7 separate regions of the Mus musculus genome follow, and all the other regions are linked to region 1. The links are chromatin loops, found by intact Hi-C in ENCODE. Cell type or tissue: left cerebral cortex. All regions are shown on one strand. Region 1 holds the start of Idnk (idnK gluconokinase homolog (E. coli)). Region 2 overlaps Gm38494 (a long non-coding RNA gene). Region 3 holds the start of Gkap1 (G kinase anchoring protein 1). Region 4 overlaps Slc28a3 (solute carrier family 28 (sodium-coupled nucleoside transporter), member 3). Region 5 overlaps Kif27 (kinesin family member 27). Region 6 has its middle 2.9 kb from the start of 2210016F16Rik. Region 7 overlaps Gkap1 (G kinase anchoring protein 1).

Region 1 (4,000 bases):
GTGGTCCTGGAGTGGAATTCACCAGAACTTGGTGGTGGAGGGGAAGTGAAAGGACCCGGGAGGCGCTGACTTCCCTGTACGAGCACAAAGGAGCCTCTGCCCACTCGAGGACTACAGATTAAAAGTCCTGCAAAAAAGCTGTGGCAGGCTGCATCCAGGGAGGGCAGAGGTGGGTCATTCCTGGGGCTGAATTCACGGAGGAGGTTCAGATTCTAGGCTAACGGATGTGGAGGCGTCTTACAGCAATACTGGACACCCGTGGCCGATGTTACCTGGTCGCTCAGTGGTACCCCTTTCGCCATCTTTATCCGATTCTCCTCGGAGTGGTAATCATCGGCATCATAGAATTTCCATCCCAGCTTTAGGAACAAAAGGAAAGATAGACGTAGCGTCAGCATGATGGCCCCTGTGACAGCCACCAGGAGCTTCCTGGCAGGCAGGTGTAGACACCACTGGTCTGGGGCTGCCCCTCTCTCACTGATAGCTCTGATTTACCACTACCAGGAAGAAACCTGGATGACCATGTTGAGGTATCTGCACAAACATAGGCCAGAAGAAAGGGAGGAAGCCGTGGACAAGAACACAGTGGGCAAGGAGAGTTACCTTGGAGGCCAGCAGCGCACCCACAGTGGATCTGTGGAGAGAATACAGACATTGTTATTTCTGCCTAACACATATGAGTGCCAGCTGTTCTGAAAGAGTGCCTGAGAGATGCACAGCTGAGATTCAGGCTCCTTCATGGTCGCAAAGCAGACATGCCCTTAGCCATGGAGTCTAGAGACGGTCTTCACTGTCCTTAGGAATACTGGTGAAGGTGTATTAGCCAGAAAGCAATGTATCATATCTAACTAAAACTCTGAGCTAGGGGTGGTAGCACATACCTGAGATCCCAACACTTGGAGGCAAAGGCAGGAGGATCTCTCTAAGGAGATCTCTAGCCCACACAGGCTGTCTTATGTAGACACTGTCTTAAAAAATAATTCCACACACACACACACAAACACCAGGTAAAGGTTTTTTTCTCAATAATGTTTTGTAGCTCTGTGGTAGATATAAGAAGTGGAGGCAGGGAAATGGACAGTTGGTTCTAGACTATTGGATAGCACACGGAGATGCTAACTCAAAAACCCAAAACTAGCCAGGTATGGTGGTGCACGCCTTTAATCCCAGCACTAGAAATCAGAGGCAAGTGGATCTCTGAGTTCAAGGCCAACTTTGTCTACAATATGAGTCCAGGACAGCCAGGGTTCTGTTACTCAGAGAAACCCTGTCTTGAAAAACCAAACCAAACCAACCAACCAACCAACCAAAAATAATGAGAGAATGTTTTAGTCCCTACTGCATAAATGTTTATATTTTAAGAGAGAACACTGAATGAATGAAGAAAATTGTGCTTTTATCAAAGATTCAAGAGAGAGTTTTTTTTTCCTTTAAATACTACTGAGTTTATTTTTTTGTTGGCCAACTACTCCCCAGGATGGGACCTGCCCTGAAGTGTGGTTGATACATCCAATGAGAGGGGTTTAATAAAAAGTTTAAATGCCAGCACACTGTAAAGTTCGGAGGCCCGTAAAATCTCAAAGCACTGCTAGCTTACCAGATACACACAATGCTGGTAAGGTAGCACAGCAGTTAGACCACTGGCTGCTCTTCCGGGGCCTCTGGATTTGGTTCCCAGAATCCAGATGGCAGCTTGCAACCATCTGTATGGAACTCCCATTGCAGGTACTCTGGTGCCCTCTTCTGACCACCGTGTGCACTGCACCCTTGTGGTACTCAGACCAAAACCCCATAGACACAAGACACACCAACAGGAGCAGAGATGGATCCCGTGCCATCAACACCCTCCTCCATCTCTCCTGTAGAGTTCCCCTTAGTTTTTCACCCTGCAGTACCTGTCACTCAACTGAGTTCTCATTCAGCGCCTCTATCGACTCCCCAGCCCCTGAACTGTTTCCAAATCAGCCCAGTCCAGCCACTCCATCAGAAAACAAACACCGGTGATGCTCTCAGGCTTATCCCCCAGTCTCTACCACAAAGACAATCTGAGCTCGTACTATGGGCTTTGTGTGGTTCTGGACAGAAGTGAAAGGGTTTCTGGGTAGAGTCGTACAACAGCGGGGTTTTCGCCTCTGGGGTTTGTTTGTTCACTCTGTGGTGCTGGGAATGAACACACACACACACACACACACACACACACACACCCGGCACGACAATCAAACACTCCACCACCGAGTTACTCTGTTCCGTTTCACTTTCAGTTTAAAGAACCTTGCAGTTAGATGGCGTCTATCAAACCAAATGCCTACCGCTTGCTTGCTTACTTCTGAACCTTCCAACACTGGGCTGAGAAGAAAATGCACATTTTGCAGAGTTTTAGCAGCACTTTCATATTAACATTCCAGCCTGAGCAGGCACACGATCAAGCTTGTTTCTCACTTTTCAAAATCTATTTGGAAGAATCCAGACACTCACCTACTAGGGAGACCATGCACCCAGGCAAAGCTTTGTACAAAGACCCAGGGCGACGTTTGCCTCCTGGTTTGGGGTTCTCACCCTCCCACACTGTTCTGCGAGGTGCCACCAGGCCCAGGTTTGTAAGGCTGAGAAGGGTCGCTAGCCACGGTCCGCGGTGACCCTGGGGAGCAGCTGCCAGCGGGGCAGGACAGCAGGGGTCCTCAGCAGGGGCCGCAAAGGCATGGCTCCCAGGGCTCAGGGCCCACACAGCCTCCCAGCTCCCATCCGCCCGTCCCCCAGTCCCCCCAACGACCTACTTTCCGGAGCCGCTCACACCCATCACCAGCAGCACCCCGGGTGCCTCCATGACCGTGCTCCCAGGTCCTCAGCGCCCGCTTCCGGGGCAGGTTCCTCCCAGTTCCTGACGTCACGGGACACGCCCCCGCATCTCCAGCGCTGACCGCTGGGCGCTGCAGCCAGAGGACATCTGCAGGCATTTGCAGGTCATCATGTCCTGAAGCAAGGAAGCCACCGGGATGCAGGGACAGTGGTAGAAACAGACAGTTTACTCACAAAGACAGCAGTGAAAGGACACGGAGTGGGCCGGGAGATCTCTCTCTCTCTCTCTTCTCTTTCCTCTCCTCTCTCTTTCCTCTCTCTCTCTTTCCTCTCTTCTCTCTCCTCTCTTCTTTTTCTTCTTTCTCTCAACTCTCTCTTCTCTTTTCCTCCCTCTTTGCTCTTTCCTATCTCACTCTCAGCCCGCAGACCCCACCCCACTCTGGAAGCCAGTTCCTCTTGCTCCGGTTCCCCCTGTGCAAACAGCGATTTTATATCAGAAGACATCATTGGCTGTTATCTGCCCAAGGGGACAGAACGCAGACAGCTAAAACCAGCGGGCCACAGATCCATGCTCACGCGCACACTGAGGCCTCACTGACTCTCCTGGAGGGAGCCTGCAAAGCAGGCTCAGAAGGGACTCCCAGCCAGGACAGGGACAGGTTGCTCTTCCCCGTAGAGGCTTGTGTCAATGACACACAAGAAATGGCAACTGCGGTGCGGCTCTCGGTAGTGTTGGCCATGAAGACAGGTGCATGTGGGAGCTGGAAGTGAGCTGCAATCCACATGGATTTCCTCCTGAGAATAAGCAACACCATCTGAGCTTCTGAACTCTCTTAGTCCACGGGCTTCACCCACAGCGACCACCATCCAGAGCCGCTCTTGGGACAATGTGAAGAAGCAGAAGGGACTGGAGAAGCGTGGATGGTGTGTGTGTGTGTGTGGGGGGGTCTTCTGCATGTATGTGTTTGTACCATGTGTGTGCTTGCTCAAGCCTCAGAAAGCCAAAAGAGGGTGCGGATGCCCAGGAGTTACAGAGGGTTACAAGCGACCCTGGTCTAGTCTCAGCAGGAGCAGCAAGTGCTCTTAACCCTTGAACCATCTCTCTAGTCCCTTTAAAAAATAATTTTTATGTGGACAGGTATTTTTACTTTTAATACTCTCTGGGTCAGATGGTACCTCTAGATTTGAGAAAATCCCAAAATGT
Region 2 (4,000 bases), 380 kb before region 1:
TCAGGTGACTCCTGAGATTCATGACATCCACAGCCTCATGCTTGCCTCTTCTCTGCCTTTTTGGATATCTGGGCTCAGGGATGACATTGTCTCAGCCCCTGGGCTCTGTAATATCTGACTCCCCACACTCTCCTGTCTAAGGAACACACAAGCAGACTCCTGTCTATAGATGTCTAGAGGACCCTCCTGCACCCTTCACACACCCTGCTGTCAACTTCACACATGTGAGTACACCTTTTGGGGACGTTGTGGAAATGGAGCTACTGAAACGTAGGACACAGTCACTTGCTGTTTCAAAAGGACAATGCTCTCCATGAAGATTCAGTCGAGTGCCAAGATTTTACTAACACAAAGGAAAAAGTGCTGCGGTGTGGCTTTAATTTAAACTTCTCTAGTTAAGTGAGGTTATACATCCCTGTCTTTGTGTGTGTGTATGAGCCATCTGTAGTTCATCTTCCAGAACATTCAGCTCTAATCTTCATCCGCACCTCCATTAGATAGACAGGCCACTTCTAGCACATAATTAAGTTCCACTTGTTAGAGTTTGTGGGCTTTTCAGTTTTATTTTACTGACCTAATTAGCATCTGATGCTTATCTATCAGTCAGTCTATCTCACTATCTCCCATCTGTCTGTCTGTCTGTCTGTCATTTCTCTACCTTACAGAATTAGCCTTAAAGATTAAGTGAATTCAGAACACTAGGTTCACAGATGTGTCTGTCCAGTAAACTTCAGGGATCAGCAGCAATGACTCTTCATCTTCTATAATCACAGACAAGGTAGGGTTAAATCCTGATATTCCACAGAGTAAAGAACTTGCAGTTCACCCCTGACTTAGTAGTTCCCAAGCTGCCTCTGTGAATACAGTTCACTCCCTTCCCCCAGGCTCAAACTTCCCATTTCCTGCTGGCTGAACTTCCTCACACCTGCCTCCAACATGGCTAACCCCTCCCACCTTGCTTCTTTAAGGACTTCAAGGGCTCCCGCACCTGAGAACCAACAGAAGGAAAGGGGTTGGGGGATTGGAAGGAAAAGCCTTGTTTCCAGGGCATTTGGGAACCAAAGCCAACTGTAGCATCCTCCCGTTGCTAGGATACAGATAGACTCTGTATAGAGTCCCTGCCTGGAAACAGAGAGAGGGAGACTAGCTTGCACCAGTTGCTATGGTGAGAAGGGAAGTTCTCTCCATGCCCATTGGTTCCGGGCATGTCATGAGGCCAGAGCTACTTAGAGGCTAAAAGCACCTCATCGAATCACCCCGCTTTAACTTCATGCTTAGTTGTGTGCATCCAGTCCCAGGGCCTTACAAAGATTGGTGAGGAGAGAAAGAGGGCGCTGATCAACTCCGCAGCCTGGAAAATCAAGTCTTTAGAGAAAACTCCATCTTTTCAAATACCTGCTTCTATACGGTCCTCAAGCTAACTGCACTTTGAAATATTAGACCTAGGGCAGTTAGCTAGCACTGCTAGCCCAGTGTTTGTCGAAATGTTATCCCCCAGCCATCTGCTAAGTCAGCAGCTTTGTGGGCCGAGGAAGGACAGACGGGGGGGGGGGGCAATCTGTAATTTTTGAAATAGTGATTTTATTTATAGTTAGGTGAGGGAGGGCAAATACTCTCATTATGAAATTGCTCTTATATCATTATATTGAGTCTGATGGTGCGCCCTGTGAGCTTGGTGGAAGTGTTCCTTCTTCATTTCATGTACTAAGGGTAGAAAGGTCACTAGGAGTCCGCTGGCCAGGGTTCGCACCCCAGTTCCACTAAGTAGCCTCATTGCAAGTTACTTAATGCTTCCAAGCCTAATGATCTGGCACAGGCAGACGCCGAGAACCATGGTAAAACATGATTCATGGCTGACAGACCTTTGGTGACGTTCACAAAGGTCAGGTTTAAGCTGTAGAAAGGAAAAAGCAGGCACATCCAGCTCCAGGGCCACCGGAAACAAGGAGCCTGCACAGATGGTGCTCAGCGGCAAGGCCCACAGCTGGCCACAAGAGGGCAGACTGACCCCAGGGAGGGCCATGCCATATAACTTCACAGGGAGCACCGCCTTTATCCTGGTCTTAGGCCTGACTGACATCTGACCCCCAAAATAACAAATTAATAACACCCCAACCAATATCGGGCCCCAAATCAAGTTGATGCCCCAAATCCTGTAAACACCATTCTTTTGTCTAATTGCCTGGCTCAGATGCGAGACAGTGGAACCCAACTACCAACCTTCACATTCGACTATGGTCTCATTCCAACACCAGTGACTAACCGCATGAATCCAGTTTTCCAGTGTAGGAAGGGATCCTGAAACTCTGAAAGCTTCAAGCCACTCTCTGAGATCCCCAGAACTCTCTTATTATGTATGTTTCCTCATAAAGAGGGGAAATATCTCCAAATGCGTTCTGGTTCCTACCAGTCTCCTCGCCCCAGAGCTGCCTTCCCCATTTCTTTCTCCGCAACGGCAAATACTTAAACATGAGGGAATTTAAACAACTTCTTAGCTTTCTACAGTCTTATAGAGCCGTGAGTTACTCTATAGTTAGATAGTAGCCTTATCTGTCGTTGTCGTCCCCGCCCCAGCCCCACCCCCGCAGCCCCCACCCCAAAGAAGAAACTGTTACAGCGGAGCAGATAAATGTGCCTAAAATGACTCAGCAAATTAGTTCAGAATGGATGCTCAGTTTTTTTTGTTTTTTTTTTTTTGTCTCTTGGGAACTTCAGTGGTCTATTTAACATGTCACAATTCTTTACCCTAAAGGCCAGAAAACCAGGGTTGGGGAAGGAAAAATGTCAGTGGCAGCTTGTGCTACGTGACAGTTTGTTGCCTCTGTGAGAGGCTGTGTGACAGACACCCTGTCCAAGGAGCGCTGTGGCTTCAGCAGAAGAAACACTCAAACCATAGAAAAAAGCCCCCAAGTGATCCAGCTTTAAGCCCTGCAGAAAAGGGCCTCAGATCACAGCCCTCACCTGGGTAATGAGAGACTCTGGACACCCTGAGGGCTCCTCTCCAACACGTGACTATAAAGTAAGACAGCTCTTACCCGACGGAGCAAGCCCATGGCCTCTAAATGAGCAGCCCCGGGGAAGCCACTGTGCAAAGAGAGAGGTTTCTCTGGGGATCTTCGCAGTTTGCATTCCTACCGCATACAGTTTTTATTTTCTTTTCTTAAAGATGTATTTTATTATATATAAATTCACTGTAACTGTCTTCAGACACACCAGAAGAAGGTATCAGATCTCATTACAGATGGTTGTGAGCCACCAAGTGGTTGCTGGGATTTGAACTCAAGACCTCTGGAAGAGTAGTCAGTGCTCTTAACCACTGAGCCATCTCTCCAGCCCCAGATCAGTTTTTAAAAAGCAATAAAGGGAGCTGTGTCCCAGTTGGCAGTAGCCAGCCCCTCCATGTCTGATCGACTGTGACAAGAGGACACTCTGGGGTCTGTGTGAGTTCTCTATGTGATGCACAGCAGTGGAATTATCTAGTGTTACGTTTTTCTGAATATGTCTGTCACTGGGACATATTATTGTACTGGGCATAAAAGTGAGTCACTGAGTCGATGCCATGTGGTTTAAACATCAGACCACACCATCTGGTAGAAAAGACTCACTCTTTACAGAGTCAGCCAGAAGAAATGTTTTTTTTAATCAATGTTTTCATTATTGACAGACACCAAACCTCACCACCTCTTGCTCTTAACCCTTTACATATACAGACGGGTTTCTCCTTGGTTTCCCAGATCTTGTCTAAATTTATCCGAAGAAAAAGCCACTTTTCTCAGATCAAATCCAATGACTTTACCAGACGTACAAAAACCCTGTGAGGTGCAAACTAATACATTTAACATCTTGATGTAGTGGCAACACAAAGGTCGCCATAATATCACCATGATAAATTGTCAATATAAACAGTATTGAATACCAGAGGATGTGATGCCAACCAACCATACAAGAGACAAGTAGAAGTGCCTCCCTGCAGAGTCATGTGTGTGCATGTGTGTGCACT
Region 3 (4,000 bases), 110 kb before region 1:
TGCCTGGTCTACACAGGACTGCCAGTTTTCAATCTCTAACATCTGCAGGAGTTACAAAGCAAAAAAAGCCTTCATTTCTTCCTTCAAACTTCTAAATCCTAAAACATCAAATATTGCCTTAAACATCAATCCTTACTCTTGGAACTCAGCCATCCCTCACCACCGCCGCCCCCCTCCCTCATTTTTCAGTCGTCTCTGCCACTTGTCAACACCTCCAATCTCATTGTGGAACGCAGCGTCCAATGGCCTCCATCCAAGGCCCCGAGGTCTCCCCGCAAAACCCCACCTCTTCCCAGGCCAAATCCAAAAGCCTCCTCCCTCGCGCTGCCCCAAAGATGCTCGCAGTCCTCGGATCCCGAGTAACATTCTCTTTTTCCACCGGGCCCTAGGGTGATCTGGCGTCTTCTGCGATTCTTTGCTTCGCTCCCCACTGTGTCCCCCACGTCTACACCCGCGGCGGTGACTCGCGCGGGACATCGCCGGGCAGCCCGCACGGCTGGGCGGTAGCGGACGGGTTTGCCGGTAAGCCGCTTAACTTTGCAAAACTAAAGCGGCCCCGGAGGTGCTCCCGCGGGAACCCAAGGCCGTCCGGCTGTTTGCATCTCGTGCAGCACCGCCCTCCCTCGCCGACTGGAGGTCCGCCTCCGCCCCCGGGCCTCCCCACAGCCTGGCGATCCCGCCGCGCGCCGCCCGCGGCGGCCTAAGCCTCCTCCCGGAAGGCCTCCCACCTTCCCGGCTCCGCGACCCCGAGGACCGCGGAGCCGCCGCCTACGCGAGCCGTTTGGACCCTGCGCGGCCCCCGTAGCGCGGCTCCTCCAGCAGGTGGTTCTGGTCCTCCGCAGTCCGTCCCCCGCGGACCTCTCCTCGGCGTCAGCGTCCGCCGCGCTGCGACCCTCGGCAAAGAAGTCCCGCGCGCCGGCCGGCCACGGCGGGCGCCAGGCTTGCGGGTCCGCCCCGCCCCGCCCCGCCCCGCCCTCCGCGCGCCGCCGCCCTCCGCGGGCCCGTTACTGCGGACGCCCCGCGGCCCGCGCCCAACGCCCGGGGGTAGCGCGGGAGCGGCGGGGAGACGGGAGCGGCCGCACCGCGGCGAGGGAGGCCCGGTGAGTCTACGGAGCCTCGCAGCTCGTGGCTGAGGGGACGCGGCCGAGTGCGGCCTGAGGCGGGGAGCGGAGCGGAGCGGAGCCGAGCGGGGCTGAGCCGAGCGGGGCCGGGCGGCGGGAGGGCCGCGGAGGCTGCGGGGGAGTGCGGGCCGCAGGCCTGGTCCGCCGCGGCCGGCCGCGGGAGTGACAGCAGGTGCGGCCGCCCGTTCGGGGCTCCCCGGGGCGCCCACCCGACGCCGGTGTCGCTTGCAGGCTTGGACACCGCGTCTCGGCAGCGGCTGGGGCTCGCCCAGCCCGCCGCGCTCTTTCTCCGGGTACTTCGCGAACAAGTTTTGGAGCACCCGGAACTGCTCGTGCGTGAGATTTGGCTTCGGTTCCCGAAGGAGGAGAGAGGGGCTGCTCGCCGCTCGCCTTCCCTCCCTCCCTCCCAGCAGCCCGAGGTAGATGCGCAGGCTCTCGCACAAGCCCCTGCTGTCGGGGCTTCCAGCAGCTATGCGCGGCGGCGGCGGTGGCAGCGGTAGGGTGCCAGCCTCGGGGTGTCTGTAAACGCGGAGCAGTCGGGGCAAAAGTTTATCCCATTGTCTGCCCCGCTCCCTCCACTGGCGACATTTCTCAAGGGATGTCGGTGGAGAGTTCTAGCGAGAGGCAGAGGCGCTGGAAAAACACAAGCATTGTTCTTCAGCCTCGTCTGTTTATGTGAAGGCGCTTGCGCCCGCCTGTCACGGGAATGAAGTTAAGCTGTAGCTCCAGAAATACTGGAGAAACTGCCGAAAGATGGTAATGCTGTATTGAGAATCTTCCTAGAAAGCCTGGGGTTTCCCTACACTAGCTTATGCCACTAAAATCGGTTAGTCTAAGCCTCTTTAATGTGATTTTTCACTAAAGATCGAAATACACCTGTTTAATATTAACCCTAGGGGCTTCTAGCAATCACTCTAGAGCGAGAACCTACACGTGGATCAGAGGGACGTTGTGTGCAAGTGAAAATCACCTTTGCACTTCATGACTGAATTCCTTAGTACATGTCTGCAGTTTGCTTTTTGTTTTTGTTTCTAAGAGTTCACAACCCACAGAAGTTGAGAGCTTCGGATTAGAAAAGGAAGGCTGCACCTAACCAGTGTGTGTGTTGCGGGGGGGGGGGGGGTGGGGGGGGGTGGTGGAGCTCCGGGTATGCCTTTAAGTTTATGTCATTTTCGATAAGTGTGTTGGAAGCAAAAGTTTCAGGACCGTTGGTCCTCGATCCCTGTAACCTTAAGTTCTAAGAAGTCAAAATGACAGTCAAGCAGCCAAGAAGATGAGGGAGACCAGGCCATTCCTTTTCCTCTCATTTTGTAATTCGTAGGGACAGTGCTTGGCATCAAACCCAGGGCCTCTTGGAGTCGCAAGTCCTCAGTCTGTTGTGTTTGATCTGTTAGAGTCCACCAAGGCCTCTCTAGCTGCACGAACTGGTGTACACCTGTATTCCCAAGACTCAGGAGCCTGGGACAGGAGGATTGAGAGTTTGGTTCCAGTGCAGGCTACATGGTGAGAGAGCTGCCCTCTCAAAGCATATGGCCATATTAACTGATGACATTGACATTGCATAGTTCCGTTTTGGATCAAGCTAGGTGGTTGATAGTGTTGATCGACACAGTCACTACTGTTCATTTTTTAAAGGGCTGAAATTATGTACTTAAGTTCCCCCAGGCTCAATTCTTTCCCGACACTGATGTCATAGAAGAAGGTGCTCATGATGGCAGTGGCCCTTCATAGAGACCAAGGCCTCAAGAAAACAGGTCATTCATTTATAAATCTTGCTAGGCGTAGCTTGGCCTGTTCCTTAGTAGCAACAGTTTATCTCACACCCTCACCTTTTAAAAATCAGCAGTTTGACACAAAATCCAAAGCTTCCTACAAAAACAAGATTCCTAGGGGGAAAAAGATGAGTTGTGGAAACACTTCGTTGTGACGGTGCTGTTAGTTAGATGGTGTGTGCTCTCCACCCTCAGTGTTCAAGTTCAGAGCACAGATTCCAGTGCACACTTAGGTATGGCACTGTGTGATTGGAGAATGTAATTAAGCCTCAGTCAGTAAGCTTGAGGTCATGATTAACTTATTTAATGTTAATAATGTTAATTAATGTTTCTTCTTCTTTTTTTTTTTTTTTTTTTGCTGAGACTGTTTTTTACTGTGTAGCCCAGTTTAGCCTTGAACCTATGACCTTCCTGCCTTATCCCTTCCAGTACTGAGACTGCAGATGTGCCCATTACAACTGGCTGATATCTGTGCCAAGTCCTTGATTGATATATATATATATATTTGGGAATACAAAGAAGAGACCTGTGTTGTTCAGCATTTTGTAAATCAGGACAGTAGGGAGCTAGATACAGTGGTAGCTGTTGAAAGAGTCCATGAAGAACAGAATTAAGTGTAAGTGCAGGAACATTAACGAGAAGGCAGATCAGAATTGCAATGGGGCTAAATTTGAAGAACGGAGAAGTTTTAAGTGGAGGAGACAGACATTCCAGACTCCAGGAACAAGTGAACACTGAGCAGTCTGTTTTCTCGCAGAACAGGGAAAGTGGGAGAAATCACTGTAGAATGTAAGTGAATTACTTTTTTAATAAAAATATAGCCATAAATTAATCCAGCAGCTGTATTTCTTTGCTTTATTCCAGTCCCCAATAACCACACAGAGTAACAATATTGATTTAAAACTAGTTTTCAGTAGCTGAGCAGTCAAATGATCAGTTTTTACTTTTATGCTAATCTGGCTACCTCCCAACCCCATCCCATGATACATGCATAATATTACTGATGTGGCTTTTTGGGCTTCGGGTATGTTTCCATGATCTCTCTCCAGACCCCTTCCTTATGGCTTTGAATCCTCCATCCTCCTTGGGCTGATCTGCATCTCTTTA
Region 4 (4,000 bases), 430 kb before region 1:
GAGGCAGTTGGATTAGCTTTTTTCAGGACCACAGTTAGTATATGACATTCTCATCTTACGTTGGGAATTGAACCCAGTTCTCTGCAAGAACAGCCAGTGTTCTTAAGCACTGAGCCATCTCTTTGGCTCCCAGATCCTATTCTTCTGACCAAAGATAGGAGCTTCCCTGAGATCTCCATCTTTATACATTTTGTACATGAAAGCTGGAACCCAAAGCTTTCATGGTGAGGGCGCAGTCTACTAAGGCCAGGCTAGCTGCCTAGTGGAGCTGGGGAGGCAGGGTCACCTCAGCTGCTGTCCCAACAGCTCGGGTGGAGTGGAACCCCAAAGTGGACGCTGCACAGCAACACGCTGGTGTAGGAAGCCATGACGTTCATGTTAATATAACTAGGACTTATGACTTATGGGAAAAAGCAACCCTGTTAGAGAAACCTTGAAATAGACAGCTAAGCAGACAGTCCACACCTGCTTCTTGTTTAAGAATCTAAACGATAACAATGTTACTCAGCACAGGGCTGGAGCCTCGGCTCCTGGACACCTAGGTCTCTTCCACTAGTCTTCCGTACTATAGTATGGACAGCTCCAGAGGCAAACCCAAGACTTCCCAATGTGCAACTAAGGTGAAGGGGCTCCTATGCTCACGAATTTGTCCACTTAAAATTGTTCCTTAAGGGGCTAAAAAGATGGCTCAGAGGTTAAGAGAGCTGGGTGCTCCCGCAGAGGAACCATTGGGTTCTGAGCACCTCCAGTTCCGTGGATCTGGTGCCCTCTTCTGGCCTCCATGGAAACTACGGATGTGTGTGTGTGTGAAGCACTCACACCTAAAATAAAATAATAAACAAATAAATAGATTTTTGAGATAGGATTTAGCTATGTAGCCCTGGCTGTCCTGGAACTTACTTTGTAGACTAGGCTGGCCTTGAACTCACAGAGATCCACCTGTCTCTGCCTCCCGGCTGGGATTAAACATGTAAGGCAACACACCTGGAAAACTTCTTAAATAACTATTTCTTAATTTATAGATTCATTAAGCAGGGGATGGGAAGGGAAGACTTCAGCATAAGCTATTTTTGTTTTGTTTGTTTTTTGCTTTTTTGGTTTTTTGTTTTTCGAGACAGGGTTTCTCTGCAGCCCCGGCTGTCCTGGAACTCACTCTGTAGACCAGGCTGGTCTCGAACTCAGGAATCCGTCTGCCTCTGCCTCCTGAGTGCTGAGATTAAAGGCTAGCATGAGCTTGAGAAAAGCACAGCTCACTACACTCCCAGGGACCAAGAAGAAAGGATTCCCACAATGTATTAACTTTCCCCGACCTCAGTGTTTTATTTTTAACTGCTAATAGTGTATATACACTCTATCAGAAATATGTTTTAACATCTTTTAAAGTTTTATTCATTTTATGCATATGAGTGGTTTAGGCCCCTGCTTCATTGCTTAGAAACATACACGTGGTTCCCACGACTCCCCCACTGAGCCGGCGTACTTCGAGGTTTTGCCCTGAGGACAGGCATTCTTATAGGTGTTAGGTACAGAGGCGTCAGTAATCTGCTTAATAAATAGAACGAAATGTTGGCTAATGGGTGGTTATTAGCTTCTTTTACAGACCCACAGTTCCAATTTACAGAGAAAGAGAAAAGCTGGCTGTTTACCACCCACCCACCTACACCCACAATAACTCCTTTTTCTGTTTCAAATCCTCGATGATTTTCTTCCTGGAAATACAACGACCAAGCTGTAAACCACTGGACAGAGCAATCGAGAACACAAGGGAAACACACCCAGGGTTCCTCTGTGCGCGTGCAGAACAGGGAGCACTCCACCCCCAAATACAACAGCACTCTCCATGTTCATTGACTTAAAACCCCCATTCTCAATTCCTTCAGCAAAGATCTCAGGTGCTGCCAGCAGGGGGCATCAGAAGGCTGCAGCCTACAAAAGAGAGAAAATGAAGCTGGCTCCACCAGTGAGAAAACCCCAGGGTTCTGCAGAGAGCCAGAAAGAGCACACTGCTGTGTGAATAGACGCCTGAAGTTCAGGGTGGTACGACCTGCCGAGGCGCGCGTGTGTAATTAGAGACCCTGGTTTATTCACTCATGTAATCCAGCATCCCAGGCCCTGTTGTTTTCAATTTAGCGTTAAGGAAAGTGTAAGAACTCATGAACACAGGAGAGAAGTAGAGTTCCCAGGGCTACACGTCTCTGCCCTCTTTCCGTTCTCTGTATAAACATACATTTCCTCCCACTACCAGGAATTCTGGGGAGACCCATCAGAGGTGCCACATGTTACAGGGAGATTGCGGTGCCCTCTTGTGGTTTTAATCTCCTTGCAAGAATTTCAAGATGGGAGTGGCAATGCTCAATCCAGGACTCAGGACTCAGGAGACAGAGGCTGTCAGATATCTGTTAGTTCAAGGCCAGCCGGGACCACATAGTGAGTCCAGGCTTCAAAATAACAGAGGAGGAGGAGGAGGCAGGGGCAGGAAAAGGGAGGAGGAAGACAGAAAAGGAGAGAAAGAAAGGAAAGAGGGAGGGAGGGAGGAAGAGACAGAGAGAGAGAGACAGAGAGAGAGAGAGAGAGAAGGAGGGAGGGAGGAAGGGAGGGAGGGAGGGAGACTTAAGAACAGACCCATAAGGATGATTTTATTAGAGTTTAAGATTAAAACTCCATGAGAGCCAACTGTAAATCTCGGTCTACTGGAAGAGAGAGACGCAGCCATGACAACTTCGCAGGAGCAGCATGTGGGCAAGCAGCCACTCTGCCAGAAGGGAACTTCTGAGAAAGCGGGAAGTGTTAGGGAAATCATGGGCAGAAGCACAAAAAAGAGGGAAAGAAAAAGCAAGGTTTTGCTTCTCAAATTTATTCAGATTTAGGAAGCTGCGGCGTGATGCTGGGGCTCTGTATGCGCCCGCGCTAGGGCCAGGAATTCTGGGGTTGACGAGTATGCTATCTCATTAAAGGGATAATTATTTCTTCTATCGATTGAGCATGGTTTAAAGGTCGATCTGCCTTCCTGAGGGGTGACTGACCTGCCCAGCTGAAACATTAGGACCCCAACCTGGTAAAGGCCGTGCATCAGGGCCTAAGGTGGGAAGCTGCAGTCCTTCCTCAACGTGCAGCACATTGGTCGGTCCCATCAGAGCAAAACAAAGCAAGGTTCATCCTTTTTCCTTGGGCCCATCCTTTTTCCCTGGCACTTCCTTGAACCGGGTGCCTCATCTAAACACGGAGTCTGGCTTCTGCCACTCTTCAGGACTCCCCCCGGAAAGGGAAGGACCCTTGTGTTGGGCTCTGACACGGTGTTTTTCACTCTGCTTTTTCCTAGGATGAAGACCTTGAACGGCAGAACACTCCAGGAAACAGCACAGTCAGGAACAGAGTTGTACAAAGCGGGGAACAAGGACACGCCAAACAGGTAGGGCAGGTGTGGAGGATGATCAAGGACCTGTTACCATGGAGAAAACTGCACTGCCTGTGAGTGTGGTTAGTGTGTCTAGGGCAGAGCCAGAAAGAAAACACGCGCACCCTAACAATGAGACTTCACTTTTGCAGACCAGCCACAGACTTCCCCAAAAAGGGAAGCCATCTCAAGGCAAAAGGCCTAGGCAAGCATGGACCCTCAGCTTTGTAGCCCCAGTTACTAAGAGGCAGAGACAGGAGTCAGGTCTAGCCTGGTGTGAGACTTCCTGTCAAATACAAAAAGCACCGGTATGCTAAGGGAGGGAGGCAAGAGAGGCAAGAGAGGTGCCTCTCCCTTGGTTCCATCGAACCTAAATCCTTAGCTTGCACAGGTCTTGGGGGCTTTTGATGGTGGTGGTGGAGAGTTTTGTTTTTTTTTTAATTGTTTGTTTGGAAGGAACAGGGTCTCATGTGACCCAAGTTCACATCATATTCAATATGCGGCAGAGGATGGCCTCGAACTCCTGATGCCCTGGCTTCAGCATCCCAAGTGGTGGGATTACAGACGTGGACCACCATGTCTGGCAAGGAGCTCCATGCTGCTTCA
Region 5 (4,000 bases), 130 kb before region 1:
AATAATATTTTTGTTATCAACAATCAATAGTTCTAAAATAACTTGACCCAAAATTTGAAAGTTAGAAAGTTATATAAAAGAAATACTTATTTCTAGCTGTTTTTAAAAATAATTTCTGGGGCTGGAGAGATGGCTCAGATATTAAGAGCACTGACTGCTCTTCTGAAAGTCCTGAGTTCAATTCCCAGTAACCACATGGTGACTCACAACCATCTGTAATGAGAGCTGGTGCCCTCTTCTGGCCTACAGGCATACGTACAGGCAGATCATAAATCTTTTAAAATTTTTTATACCTAGAGAAAATAACATATAGATAAGCATATTCTAATTTATAATCCAGGGCTTAAAGCAACTGAGTTTAATCTCTGGTACTGGGGAAACAAAGAGGAATTTATTGAAACCCCTCCAAACCAGAAAATATGAGCTAGCCTTAAATCTTCACCTAGAATTAGAACAGATACAAAGTTGCCCATAGGCAGTGGCTGCTAACGTTTGCCATCTATGCTAGTCACTGGGAAGCTTAGCTTAGCCTCTGGGCTGCCGTTGGTGCCTGGGGAAGGCAGCCAGGCCTCTTACTCTCAGCAGCCACATGTCAGACAGAGACAGACTCTCAGCCAAGGCTTGGGGAAGCCCACTAGACTCTGTCCATTGGTATTTATTGTGTGTGCATTTATGTAGGGATGGGGGTCAGAGGACACAGCATGCAGCGGCCAGTTCTCTCCTTCAGTGGTGTAGGTCATTTTAAAGCCAAGCTCCAGCTTAGATTCTGTCTTCACAGGGCTGAAAGAGCACTGAGCACTTGGAGGGGGTGTGACACCCTCTCCTCGCCCCTCAGGCACTCCTCACACATGGATTATACTCATGCATAAATGCAGGTAATATACATAAAAATAACTAACTCTTCAGGCTAGAGAGCTGGCTTAGCAGTTAAAAGCAGAGCCTAGGCTTGGTTCCCAGCACCCACATGGCAGCTCCTGACTGCTCTTCTGAAAGTCCCGAGTTCAATTCCCAGTAACCACATGGTGGATTACAACCATCTGTAATGAGAGTCGTCCGTAACTCTCGTCCCAAAGGATAGGACACCTTTGCTCTCCTGGCATCTTGCATACACATTAGGTGCACAGACAGACATGCAGGCACACACCCATGCATAAAGTAACTAGTGAATTACACTAGACTTAAAAAGTGATAATTATTTCTTTAAAAAGATTCCAGAGACACACAAAGTACTCATAGGCTTATAGAGAGTACCAAAATTACTAGGGGATTTTTCAACTTTAATGGGTTAAAGCTGTTTATAAGAGAATCAAGACTGCCCCTGAGGCACATGTCTGTCTGTCTGAAGAAATCATTAAGCAGGAGTTTGCAAGTACCACATCTTTAGTGAGAATGATGTAGTTTGTAGGGTGCTGTGGCAAAAATACCTGATTTTCAGAAGACGGTGTTTGCTTGTTTTGTCTTGTGTCCGGTTCTCTGTAGATCATGATGCTGGAGATGGAGTTCTGAATCCAGAAGAGACGACTGTGCTTTCTGAAGAACTAAAATGGGCATCTAGAACTGAAAATACAAAGTTGAATGGAAGCGAAAGAGAAGTAGACAATTCTTCAAGCAGCTTAAAAACCCAACCACTGACCCAGCAGATTCCAGAAGATGGCCCAGACTCACTTCCAGCCCGTAGCTCGATAGCGCCCTCCAGTGGCCAACTGCAGAGCATTGCCGATAAAACAGAGGCCCGTCCCTTTACACACTCTCAGAGTCCAGTACCACACCAGTTCCAGCCTGTGAGAAGTATAGGACCGCTTCAGGGGGTCAAGCCTGTCAAACTGTGTCGCAGAGAATTACGTCAGATTTCTGCCATGGAGCTGTCATTGCGGCGATGCAGTCTTGGAGCTGGGGGCCGGTCAATGACTGCTGATTCCCTTGAAGACCCCGAAGAAAACTAGTGATTTCAAAGCCCAGGCACTGAACAATAAAACTTCTAATTTAGTAAATGTGTGGAAAGATGCCTTTTCTGACTTACAGAATTAAACCTCGGGGTAGCGAGCTCTTTCCTGGGACACAGGAAAGGGGGTTGGCACCACTCCTATGTATGACAGTGTATGTGGGGGCTTTGTTATTTCATAAATGCATTTTTGAGTGCTTGTACATTGAACGATTTCTACTTGTGTGTATAAGTTCCTTTCCTGACATATTTGCTTTATTTTTATGTACATTTAAAGAACAAAATTAAGACTAAAACACCCTTCGGATGTATATTATTCTATAATATAAAGACATATTATAGAAGTACATTATAACCCATAGTATTTGAATGTTAAAATGCAAGTGTGTTGCTATTTTTAAGCTCCAGATAAGCCCTGATTGTGCCAGAGTTACCTACCTAATGAAAATGTTTGCCAGAATTAAGCCTGTGAGCTGAGGTGCATTGCAATTGTTAGAACTTAGCGAGGCAGCCTTAACTCTAACATGGTAGCTTTCATTTTTATAATTATTTTTTATAGAATGCAAATTTTCACCTTTATCCTGTCCTACGCATTCTACATTACCTCTCAGACAATGCTAGAACTGAGAGAAATGTCTGCAGCTTCCTGGACAGGGGAACTGATCACAGAGCAACACACGTCATTAATCATCCCAAGGAAAGAAGCTGTGTGTGCGTGAGCGGTGTGGCCATGTGGGGTGTGTGGGTGCCGCATCCTCTGATTACACACACACACACACACACACACACACACACACACACACACACACACACACATATATATACATACATATACACACATACACACATATACACACACATATATACACATACACTCACATATAGTCATACACACACACACACACACACACATGTCTGATGATTTCCAGCCTTGTAGGCTCAAGGGCATCGGGGTATAAATATGTACATGAAATCTTGCTAACATATCTCTAAGTTTTTCTGGATCAACTAAATGAGCAATCAGTTCTTTCCTACCATATTTATCTATGACAGGCAACATCTCATTATAATGTCCTGAAGTATTGTTTTGTTTCTTTTCCATACCTTCATATTACACCAAAGCTGGTTCTTAGACTAATCAGAGCCAGCAGCAAAACCACCATATGGAAGCCTGCACAGCTCCCACTGAAGTCTCAACACCTACTTCCTCACTGAATCCATTGTTTAAAGTGTGCCTGTGTCTATACATATACACACATACACATATTGTGTGTGTGTGTGTGTGTGTGTGTGTGTGATGACAAAATGTAAGTGCCTTCAACACAACCTAACAGTTATAGACTAGGTGAGTGTGGTGCCACATGTCTTTAATCACAGAAGTCTGGAGGCAGAGGCAGAGGCAGGTGGGTCTCTGTTCTCCTGGTCTACACAGCAAGGACAACCAGGACTATAGAGAGAGACCCTGTCGCAAAAAACAAAACTATCATATATTAGCAAATATCTTTTTATTAATGAAGGTCCTAATATAAATTTAAGATTAAATAGCATGCTTTGTCTTAATAAGCAGTTTATAAAAACTTTTCACTAACAAAGCAATAGTTACATAAGACTACAGTGATTTCATCAGATGATACAAATGTAAACTGGCTACCAAGTAACAAGGGCTATTTGTTTTCTATTAAACATTTCATTTGGATCTTGCACATGCTTTGATAAATTTCATTCCCATACTCAAAAATATATAAATAATGTCCCAAACAATGTAATCTAGGTGTAAACAATTCATTCTAGTTAGGTCGGCTTGCCTGTCCTCGAAGTATAAGGAACCTCCTCCCCACTCTAAGGACAGTTAAGTTTTGTCACTTGGGTTTCCCATGGGATGCTGCTGGTGTGTGCATGTATGTGCTTGCTCATGCATATTATGCATGTGTGTATATTTATGTATGTGTGCATGTGTGTGTGTGCCTATGGAAGTCAGAGAGTAGAACTAGGTGCCGTCCCTTACTACTTCGCACATGATTTTTTAGAAAGGGTTTCCCACTGAACCTAGTCACTATT
Region 6 (4,000 bases), 230 kb before region 1:
ATGCAGAGAATATAGTTTTGTACACCACCACCAAGCCTGGCACAGTTATGAGATACTACAGTATTATTAGCAATATTGCAGTGTTTCTCAAATTGCATTATTAGAACCAACAAAAATAAAGGTGCTAGTTAATCAAAACCATGGGCTAGCAGTCACTTGTCACACAAGCCTCTGATACTGAGTATAGTCCCCAGAACCCACAAAGTTGTCCTGATCTCCGCTTGTAGAGATGATCAGAGTGCTCATACACATACAAAAAACTTAAATTGGTTTAACAAAAGTGAGATTTCAGTGTACGTTTAAAAAGGTTTTAATACAAAGGTTTACTACATAGCACAGAAGAGGTAGGAACAGGAAGGAATTGGAAGACTAGCCATGGCTACATGTGACCCCTTCAAATGAAGTAAATAAAACTATATCTCAACTAAAGCAGTTTGTGGAAGGACTACATTCCTAGGTGTGATGATGAATACTGCCTATGGGAGATAGTCTACATTGGGTAAATTGACATGAGAAGACTCAGCTAAAATACAAGTACCCCTTCCTATCAAGTCAGACTGAATAAAGAGAGGAAGTGAGCTGACCATAGTCATTTCTGCTTCCTGACTGCAAACAGTTGAGTGGCTAGCTCAACCTCCTGCTGCCATGATAGACTCTTCAAATTAGGCCAAAAGAAGTACTCCCAAGTTTTCTTGTCAGGTGTTTCATGACACCCATAAGACACCCATAGTAATGAACATGCTATTTCTCTCCCACCCACCCCTTGTGAGACTGAGTGAGGGCCTGACATGGAGGGCAGAGACTGGTTTTTGTTTGTTTGTTTTTTTCTCCTTCCAGCTGGTTTTTGAGGCAAGGTCTTTTCCTGTCTCTGTTGCTGCACTGTGTACTCCAGATGACTTGTTATGTGTGTATATATGTTCTCAAGCATGTGGCTTGATCTCTATATAATATCTGGGAATATTTGGGACCCTAAACAGCAGTTATAAAAGTAGGCACTGTCAATTTCATTGTACAAACATGATTTCTTCAAGTTTAATAATTTCATTTAAGGAAAAAAAAAAATCTGACCTGAAGACAAACTCAGACAATTATGTCTGAGAAGTAGATCCATGAGTACTGAGCTAGCCCCCAGCCCTCTCCTGGAGTGTATTTGACCTATCCTATTTGTTTTCTGAAAACTTTCCTTACTACTTTACAGTATAAAATATAGTATAATAAAAATTTTTTAAATGAGGAACTAGTCTGAGTTGGGGTGGCTATATTTGCAAATATATTGGAAAATATAAAATGTTCATAGGGCTGACTGATTTTGTCTGGGTGAAGAGATACTGAGATGGGTAAGACATACCCTTAAAGATCTTCCTCTGTGGGACATTTCCAGAAACTAGAAGATAGGAAGACTAAATGAATGAAGTACTCAATGACTTAATTCAGGAATGGATTCAGAATTTAAGTAGATACAGTGGTAAGACTGTGGAAGATGATGGTTAGGTGGAAAACGTTGGCTGCTTTGAGGGGAAGGAGAGAACATGTGTCTTTGAGTTTGGTTTGTAACGATTGGCCTTGGTCATCCTGCTTTCACCTGTGAAACTTTCTTTTATCCTCTGGTTTCCTTTGTTTCTTTTGCATTTTTGAGACTGGATCTCTACATAGCTGTGGCTGTCCTGGAACTCACTATGTAGAGCAGGCCGGCCTTGATCCTACAGAGATTCCACCTGTCTCCTGCCTTTCTAGTGCTGGGAGTAAGGCATGTGCCCCACTACATGTGACTTCTAAACTATTGAAGTGCTTGCCATAGTCTATCATTACAGAACGTAGGAGCACGAGCAGTAACCGCCGTCAAGAGGCTGCTGTTTAGAGCTTCTGAATGATGCCCATCTTTGATGAATGTCAGCTGAACTCCATAGCAAAACTTTCGTAAAAGCCAGTATAGATGGCAGATAAAATCTTGATAACGTCTAGTGTGCACTTGGTGCTTTACCCTCCCAAGCCAGAAGAGGGCAACATCACCCGGAGCTGCAGTTAGAAACACTTGTGAGCCACCATGTAGACTTAGGAAGTAAGCCCAGGTTCTCTAGAAAAGCAGCCAGTGCTCTTAACTGCTGAGCTATCTTTCCAGCCACTTCTCAGGTTACTTGTCACTATAAACTTGGGAAACTTTCCTGGCTGTGTCCCAGAGGTTCCCAGAAGTTGTGTTCTCCTTTTCACTTGTCTCTAGGAGGGTTGTTTTGTTTTTAAAAATCTTCCTGGTTCCTTGAATGATTCACTGTTCAAAAATACATTTTATAATATGGATTTTGTCATTGTTGTTGAGGTTTTGTCCTGTGATACTAGTTTTAGAGAAGGTATCATATCCTGATGAGATTTTTAAAAATGTGTATTTTTGGTCTGTTGGGTGCGATGTCCTGTATATTTCTGTTAAGTTACTCCATAATGTATTTTAGCTCTGATGTTTATTTGCTTAGTTTTTATTTGGGAGATGTAACTGTAAAAGCAGGTCATTGAAGCTCCCACTATTCCTGTGTCAATCCCTATGAAGCACTGTATATACTTCAAATTATGTGCTTTATGAAACTAGGGATTACAACATTCAGCCTATGAAGTATTTCTCTTGATAAATCATTCCTGACATAATATGTGGTATCACCCTTTTTATATTTTCTAGATAGCTTTGGTTTGACATTTACTTTATCTGATATTTGCTTTGTAATTTATTTTACAGTCTTTGATTTTTTTTATCATTGCTAGCAAAATATGTTTTAGGACACAGTATATTACTGGCTTTTGTATTCTCTACTGAATTCTATCAAACTTTCAAGGATGATCTCATACCAGTTCTATTCCATAAAATAGAAAGTGAATGGACACTACCAAGTTCATTCTACAAATATAGTATTATTCTCACACCAAAACCAGGCAAAGGAATAACAACTTAAAACTACAGACATCTTCTCTTTAATGAACATAGACACAAAGACTCAACAAAATACTTGCAAACTGAATTTAGAAATACATTTAAGAAGATCAAATATTATGACCAACTAGGGTGTTTTATGGAGAGGCAAGTTTGACTCAACACAGGTAAATGAATAAATGCAATACACTATATAAACAAACTTAAAAACAGAAACCACGTACATAATCTCACTGATGAAAGGTCTTTTTGACACAGTTCAACATGGCTTTGTGGTCAAAGTGCTGGAGGTGTTAGGATAGATTGGCTCATGCTTCAAACTAATAGAGGCTCTATTACAACAGACCTATAGCCAAAAATCAAGTGGAGAGAGCATCTGTTCTCAATTCAGGAATGAGACAGGGCTGCCCATCCTCCTTAGTTTTTCAGGATACTCTTTGAAGTCTTAGCTATGGAAATAAGACCAAAGTAAGTGATAAAAAAGGAAACAGGAAAAGAATCGAACTATTCCTACTTGCAAATGATGTGTTTCTATACTTATAAGACATTATAGAGGCGTTTGAGAGATGCCCTCAAAGTTAAGAGTACTGGCTTCTCTTCCAGTGGACCCAGGTCTGAACCCAGTACCCATATGGCTGTTCCCAATATCTTGTAACTCCAGTTCCAGGGGCTCCAACACCCTCTTCTAGCCTCTGCAGGCAGCAGGCACACACATGGAACACATACATGCATGCAGGCAAAACATTCATACACAAAATAAAAATACTTTTTTCTAAAAAGACCTTTATGGAATCTACTAGGAAACTCTTTAATTAAAGCAAAATTGCAGGATAGAAAAATCAGTATTTAAAAGAAAAAACAAAGCCGCGTATGGTGGCCTATGCCTTCAATCCTAGCACTGAGAAGATAGAGGCAGGTAGATCTATATGAGTTTGAGTCTAGCTGGTCCACATAGTAAATTCCAGGTGATCCAAGGCCACAGAGGCCTTGCCTCAGAACAACAATGAGAAACGCCCAGATAATAAAAACATACTTTCATACTGATTCTGCATCTCCAGGCATCTTTTCAACATTGACCAATGTATC
Region 7 (4,000 bases), 74 kb before region 1:
TGTTGCTAGGGCTCAAGAGGTGGCTCAGCAGTTAAGAGCACTGATTATTCTTCCAGAGGACCTGGGTTCAATTCCTGGCACCCACATGGCAGCTCACAACTTTCTATAACTTTAGCTCCAGGAGATCTGACAATCTCCTGGGGTATCCCTGGAAGCCAGGCATGAAAGTAGTACACATGCATACATGCAGGCAAAACACCTATATGTAGAAAACAAAATTAATGTTTTCAAAATTCTAATACTGTTTAAAAATAAAACTAGGGGTTGGAGAGATGGCTCAGCCGTTAAAAGCACTGACTGCTCTCTTCCAGAGGTCCTGAGTTCAATTCCCAACAACCACATGGTGGCTCACAACCATTTGTAATGGGATCTGATGCCTTCTGGTGTGTCTGAAGACTGTTACAGTGTACTCATATAAATAAAAATAAATAAATCTTTAGAAGAACAAAACAATACAGAACTTGAATTATAAATTATCAAAAAACTAAACAACTGAATTACTAAATTTGTTGACTATATGAAAAGAACTACTTTGTTTATTTTGTACTTTGTGTGTGTGTGTGTGTGTGGTTTTTTAAGACAGGGTATCTCTGTATAGCTCTGGCTGTCCTGGAACTCACTTTGTAGATCAGGCTGGCCTGGAACGCAGAAATCCCCCTGCCTCTGCCTCCCGAGTGCTGGGATTAAAGGCGTGAGCCACCACTGCCCGACTGTTTTGTACTTTTTAAGGTATTTAGGATAAAATGGGCTCTGAAGAACTGAGATATTTGTGACCGTATTGATTCAGCCTAAACAGCTCTGTACTGTTGCTTTCTGTCTCGTTTGTTAAGTAACTGTGAGAGCTGGGCGTAAGGAAATAGCTATGCTTTGATTTTGTGTGCTCATAAACTGACCGCCCAGAGACGTGCATCTTCAGTAACTAACGTGCTGTTTCTCCTTAACAGGGAGGCAGGAAGGGGAAAAGGAACTTCGAACCTGACCATTGCAGGTGATCGTGGCCTCGGAGGCCAGCACAGAATTCTTTCACACTTTTGCAGAAATGTGTATATTTAATGCTGTGCGACTGCTAAACTGCAGGTTTTTGTTGAAGGAACTAAAAGCAACTAGTTCACTCATAGTCTACAGTTTTATGTTCTTTTGGCTTAAAGTTAAAAGAAAATACAGAATACCAGCAGAACTTGATTATTGTTTTCTGTCCAAACTTCTTATGACTTTAGTTTTTCATCAGTCAATAAAATTAATTTACTCTTCCAAGAATCTGTGTGATCTTCACTGTCTCCTGAGCAATGTGGCACCTTTGTGTGCTAACCCCTACCCCTGAAGGACAGCAGCATGAGGACAGAGAATGTGGGCAGAGTAAGAACAAGCACTGGTTACATGAGCCTCCAAGAGTAATCACAGGGCTCGCGTGCTCCTCGGCACAGTAAGGAAGGTTCTATGAGGTGATGTTTACAGAGTAGTTTTCCTGAATATTTGTTGAAAAGCATTCCCAACAGAAGGAATACAATCTGGACTAGAAAATTTGCTTAAACAGTAGGCTGTCACAGCAACAGTGAGGAGGCTGGGAGAGGGGAGAGCAACAAATGACCCTTGATTGCTGTGGATTGTAGGATAGTTAGCTGCTTTAGTCTATTCAGTAGGACACAACTATAATTTAGTAAAGTTCTATCTTTGACCTTTGAGAAGATCGCTGAGTGGCAGGGGCACTGTGTGGTAGCAGAAGTGAGCATGTGAGCACTGACCGCTCTTGCCTGTGCCTGGTGCCCATGGAGGCCAGAAGAGGGCATCAGATCCCCTGAAACGAGTTAGGAATGGTTGTGAGCCGCCCCGTGGCTTCTGGAAACACACTTGAGACAGGCCCTCTGCAAGAACAAGTGCTCTTGCCTACTGGGCCATCTCTCCAGCCCCAGGATCCCATTTCTTGACAGGCTTTCCTTTTTGGTGGTGTTTTAATTTACTGAGATGGTACATGTCACAGCATGGGTGCAAAGGTCAGAGAGCACCCTGAGCCACCCTTCTCCCCTTCCACCCTTTGGATACTGGGTATCAGACTCGGGTCCTCAAGCTCAATGGCAAGTGCCCTTACCCACTGAAGCTTCTCACTCCGTTTCTTGACAGTTTTTGAGAAATAAACAAAACAGTGATAGAAATGTGCTGAACCACCGTCGTAATTGCTTACCTCTCTCTGCCTCCTCCCATGAGGTTCCATGAGCCTTGCAAAGAGCTAGGATTCATCATCCCCTGGATTCCCAGCCAGCACTGGTCTGTCGTACAGCATAGCATAGAGCAGGCACTACAGCAGTGTTTAATCAATAAAGAGGGCATTCAGGGAAAGGAAAAAACAAATGATAAAGTATGGCGAAAGAGTAGAAGCCTTGGAAGGTATTTTATGCCAGGCCTCTAACCATGGACACACACGCACGCGTGCCAGTGAGCAGGAAGCACACTGCTGAGTCACATGTGCAGCCCACTGGACCTTCATTTGAATAAGGCATGGCTGTTCACACAGGATAGCGATGAGAAAGGCAGTGTGCAGAGATAGTTGACAGTCCATCTGGAGCTTCAAATTACGAAGTCAATATAATTTGATAAGTGAAGGAAAACCATGAAAAGCTTACCTGGGAGTCCTGCTGTAATCAGGTTCTTAAAGGAAATTCAGTTTATGCCGGGTATGGTGATGCACAACTTTAATCTCAGCAATCGAGAGTCAGAGGCAGGTGGATCTCAGTTTAAGGCCAGCCTGGTCTGCATCTCGGTGGTGGGCGGATAGTGAGAGTTAAAGTTTCACAAATAAAAACAAGATTTCAAACCCGAGTGCCATTAATAACATACTTAGAAGCAGAGTGGGAGAAAGCAGGTTGCTGGCCAGTGAGGTGGCTCAGCAGGTACAGGTGCTTCCTGTCAAATCTGCTGGCCTGAGTTCAATCCCCAGGACACACACAGGAGAAAAAGGACAGAAAACTAACATATAAAAATCAGTAGCCTTCCTATATGCTGGTAACAACCATTTTAAAATTTGTAAGGAAGCACAAAAGACCCCGGAGTAGCGAAAGCAGGCCAGTATCTTACCTGATTTCTTGTAGTATAGACAGACCTACAGTGGCAAAAGAACAAAACGCCCCTATGAGTGGAGTAAAATAGAGGACCTAGCCATCAGCCCACAAGCGACAGCACCTGATTTTTTAGAACAATGCTGAAATACACATTAAAGAAAAGACAGCCTCTTCCCCAGACATTGCTGAGAAAAGTAGACGGCCTCAGTGGAACAAAACTAGATCCCTCCCTCTTACCCTGCCTAAAATAAGTCAACTCCAAATGCCTCAGAAAGAACTTGAGTGCTGAAGCTGAAATCGTTTTAGGAAAAAAAACGAGTACTTCAAGACAATCGCAGGCAAGGACTTTCTGAACGGTATTTCAGTTTGGGGAATAAGATTGACCACTGGTATCGACCTCCTGCACTAGGACCTTCACAGAAAAGGAAACAGCTTTTAGAGGAGACTGCCAAGTGAATGTATTTGTTTGTTTGTCTTAGAGGATTACTAGCTAGAATTGAAACAAGGTAGGCCGACTCTATGACAAGTTTCAAGTTGGCAGTTCAGGAGATTCAACCTAAATCTCTGTTTCCAAGAACTGGGCTAGTCCAGGCTAGCCCAGGCAATTCAATTACTGAAAACAAACAAAATAACAAAAAAAAAAAAAAAAATCCAGGCTTCAGGAAGCTAATCAGAAACTGCCCTGCCATCAGAAGTTGCCGGACACCTGGCCTAAGGCAAGGGCCATGGTTCAACTACAGTTTCCAGCCCCCTCCCCCATGCTCCAGTACTGGTTCTGGAATGTCCTTAGAGACAGAGCCACCAGATTAAGATAAAGGTCATGTACCCTGGAATTTCCCTAGTGTGCTTTAAATCAGGCCTGCGGACTCCTTCAGGTGTCTCCATCTTAGAAGATGGTAGTCCCCAGCATACTGGACTTGTGCCGAATAAAACACTCTTTGTTTTTG

The links. A loop is a pair of places that touch in the nucleus more often than their neighbours do. Peaks named below come from ENCODE experiments on the same cell type or tissue, not always from the same donor. Only the 100,000 strongest peaks of a DNase experiment are listed, where the experiment ranks them.
Region 2: it touches region 1 in a loop (2.5-fold over the local background); 21 of 42 quality-filtered maps call a loop at or near these places.
Region 3: a loop joins it to region 1, with 2.1 times the contacts of the local background. A loop is called at or near these places in 4 of 42 quality-filtered maps.
Region 4: a loop joins it to region 1, with 4 times the contacts of the local background. A loop is called at or near these places in 12 of 42 quality-filtered maps.
Region 5: a loop joins it to region 1, with 2.7 times the contacts of the local background. A loop is called at or near these places in 4 of 42 quality-filtered maps.
Region 6: a loop joins it to region 1, with 6 times the contacts of the local background. A loop is called at or near these places in 25 of 42 quality-filtered maps.
Region 7: a loop joins it to region 1, with 8 times the contacts of the local background. A loop is called at or near these places in 12 of 42 quality-filtered maps.

Annotation. Positions count from the first base shown.
Region 1 is chr13:58,156,511-58,160,510 of GRCm38, reverse strand. It overlaps Idnk (idnK gluconokinase homolog (E. coli)), which reads right to left and starts at 2,862. Exons shown (of 5, transcript NM_198004.3): 1 at 2,775-2,862; 2 at 604-634; 3 at 273-359. The coding sequence starts at 2,824. In left cerebral cortex, CTCF peaks have their summits at 1,742 (motif pointing left) and 2,931; DNase peaks (open chromatin) are centred at 2,372, 2,889, 3,363, 3,486 and 1 more place; H3K4me3 peaks cover 1,871 bases; H3K27ac peaks cover 1,187 bases.
Region 2 is chr13:58,541,359-58,545,358 of GRCm38, reverse strand. Gm38494 (a long non-coding RNA gene) reads left to right here. Exons shown (of 3, transcript XR_382518.4): 3 at 142-388. Among named protein-coding and RNA genes, the nearest start is that of Gm38494, 3.1 kb to the left of the region's middle. In left cerebral cortex, a CTCF peak has its summit at 1,994 (motif pointing right); DNase peaks (open chromatin) are centred at 1,152 and 1,996.
Region 3 is chr13:58,271,174-58,275,173 of GRCm38, reverse strand. Gkap1 (G kinase anchoring protein 1) reads left to right here and starts at 986. Exons shown (of 12, transcript NM_019832.4): 1 at 986-1,100. It overlaps Gm26555 (a long non-coding RNA gene), which reads right to left and starts at 323. Exons shown (of 8, transcript XR_873524.3): 1 at 1-323. In left cerebral cortex, no CTCF peak of the experiment used is centred here; DNase peaks (open chromatin) are centred at 313, 678, 1,069 and 1,606; H3K4me3 peaks cover 1,977 bases; H3K27ac peaks cover 389 bases.
Region 4 is chr13:58,587,591-58,591,590 of GRCm38, reverse strand. It overlaps Slc28a3 (solute carrier family 28 (sodium-coupled nucleoside transporter), member 3), which reads left to right. Exons shown (of 18, transcript NM_022317.3): 2 at 3,320-3,409. Among named protein-coding and RNA genes, the nearest start is that of Slc28a3, 21 kb to the left of the region's middle. In left cerebral cortex, CTCF peaks have their summits at 764 (motif pointing left) and 1,906 (motif pointing right); DNase peaks (open chromatin) are centred at 1,921, 2,256, 2,763, 3,433 and 1 more place; H3K4me3 peaks cover 293 bases.
Region 5 is chr13:58,285,736-58,289,735 of GRCm38, reverse strand. It overlaps Kif27 (kinesin family member 27), which reads left to right. Exons shown (of 17, transcript NM_175214.4): 17 at 1,480-4,000. The coding sequence ends at 1,943. It overlaps Gm26555 (a long non-coding RNA gene), which reads right to left. Exons shown (of 8, transcript XR_873524.3): 2 at 1,425-1,557. Among named protein-coding and RNA genes, the nearest start is that of Gm26555, 13 kb to the right of the region's middle. In left cerebral cortex, CTCF peaks have their summits at 237 (motif pointing left) and 1,691 (motif pointing left); a DNase peak (open chromatin) is centred at 1,686.
Region 6 is chr13:58,386,109-58,390,108 of GRCm38, reverse strand. No RefSeq gene overlaps it. Among named protein-coding and RNA genes, the nearest start is that of 2210016F16Rik, 2.9 kb to the right of the region's middle. In left cerebral cortex, a CTCF peak has its summit at 1,991 (motif pointing right); a DNase peak (open chromatin) is centred at 1,998.
Region 7 is chr13:58,230,603-58,234,602 of GRCm38, reverse strand. Gkap1 (G kinase anchoring protein 1) reads left to right here. Exons shown (of 12, transcript NM_019832.4): 12 at 945-1,254. The coding sequence ends at 992. Among named protein-coding and RNA genes, the nearest start is that of Ubqln1, 17 kb to the right of the region's middle. In left cerebral cortex, a CTCF peak has its summit at 1,774 (motif pointing right); a DNase peak (open chromatin) is centred at 1,806.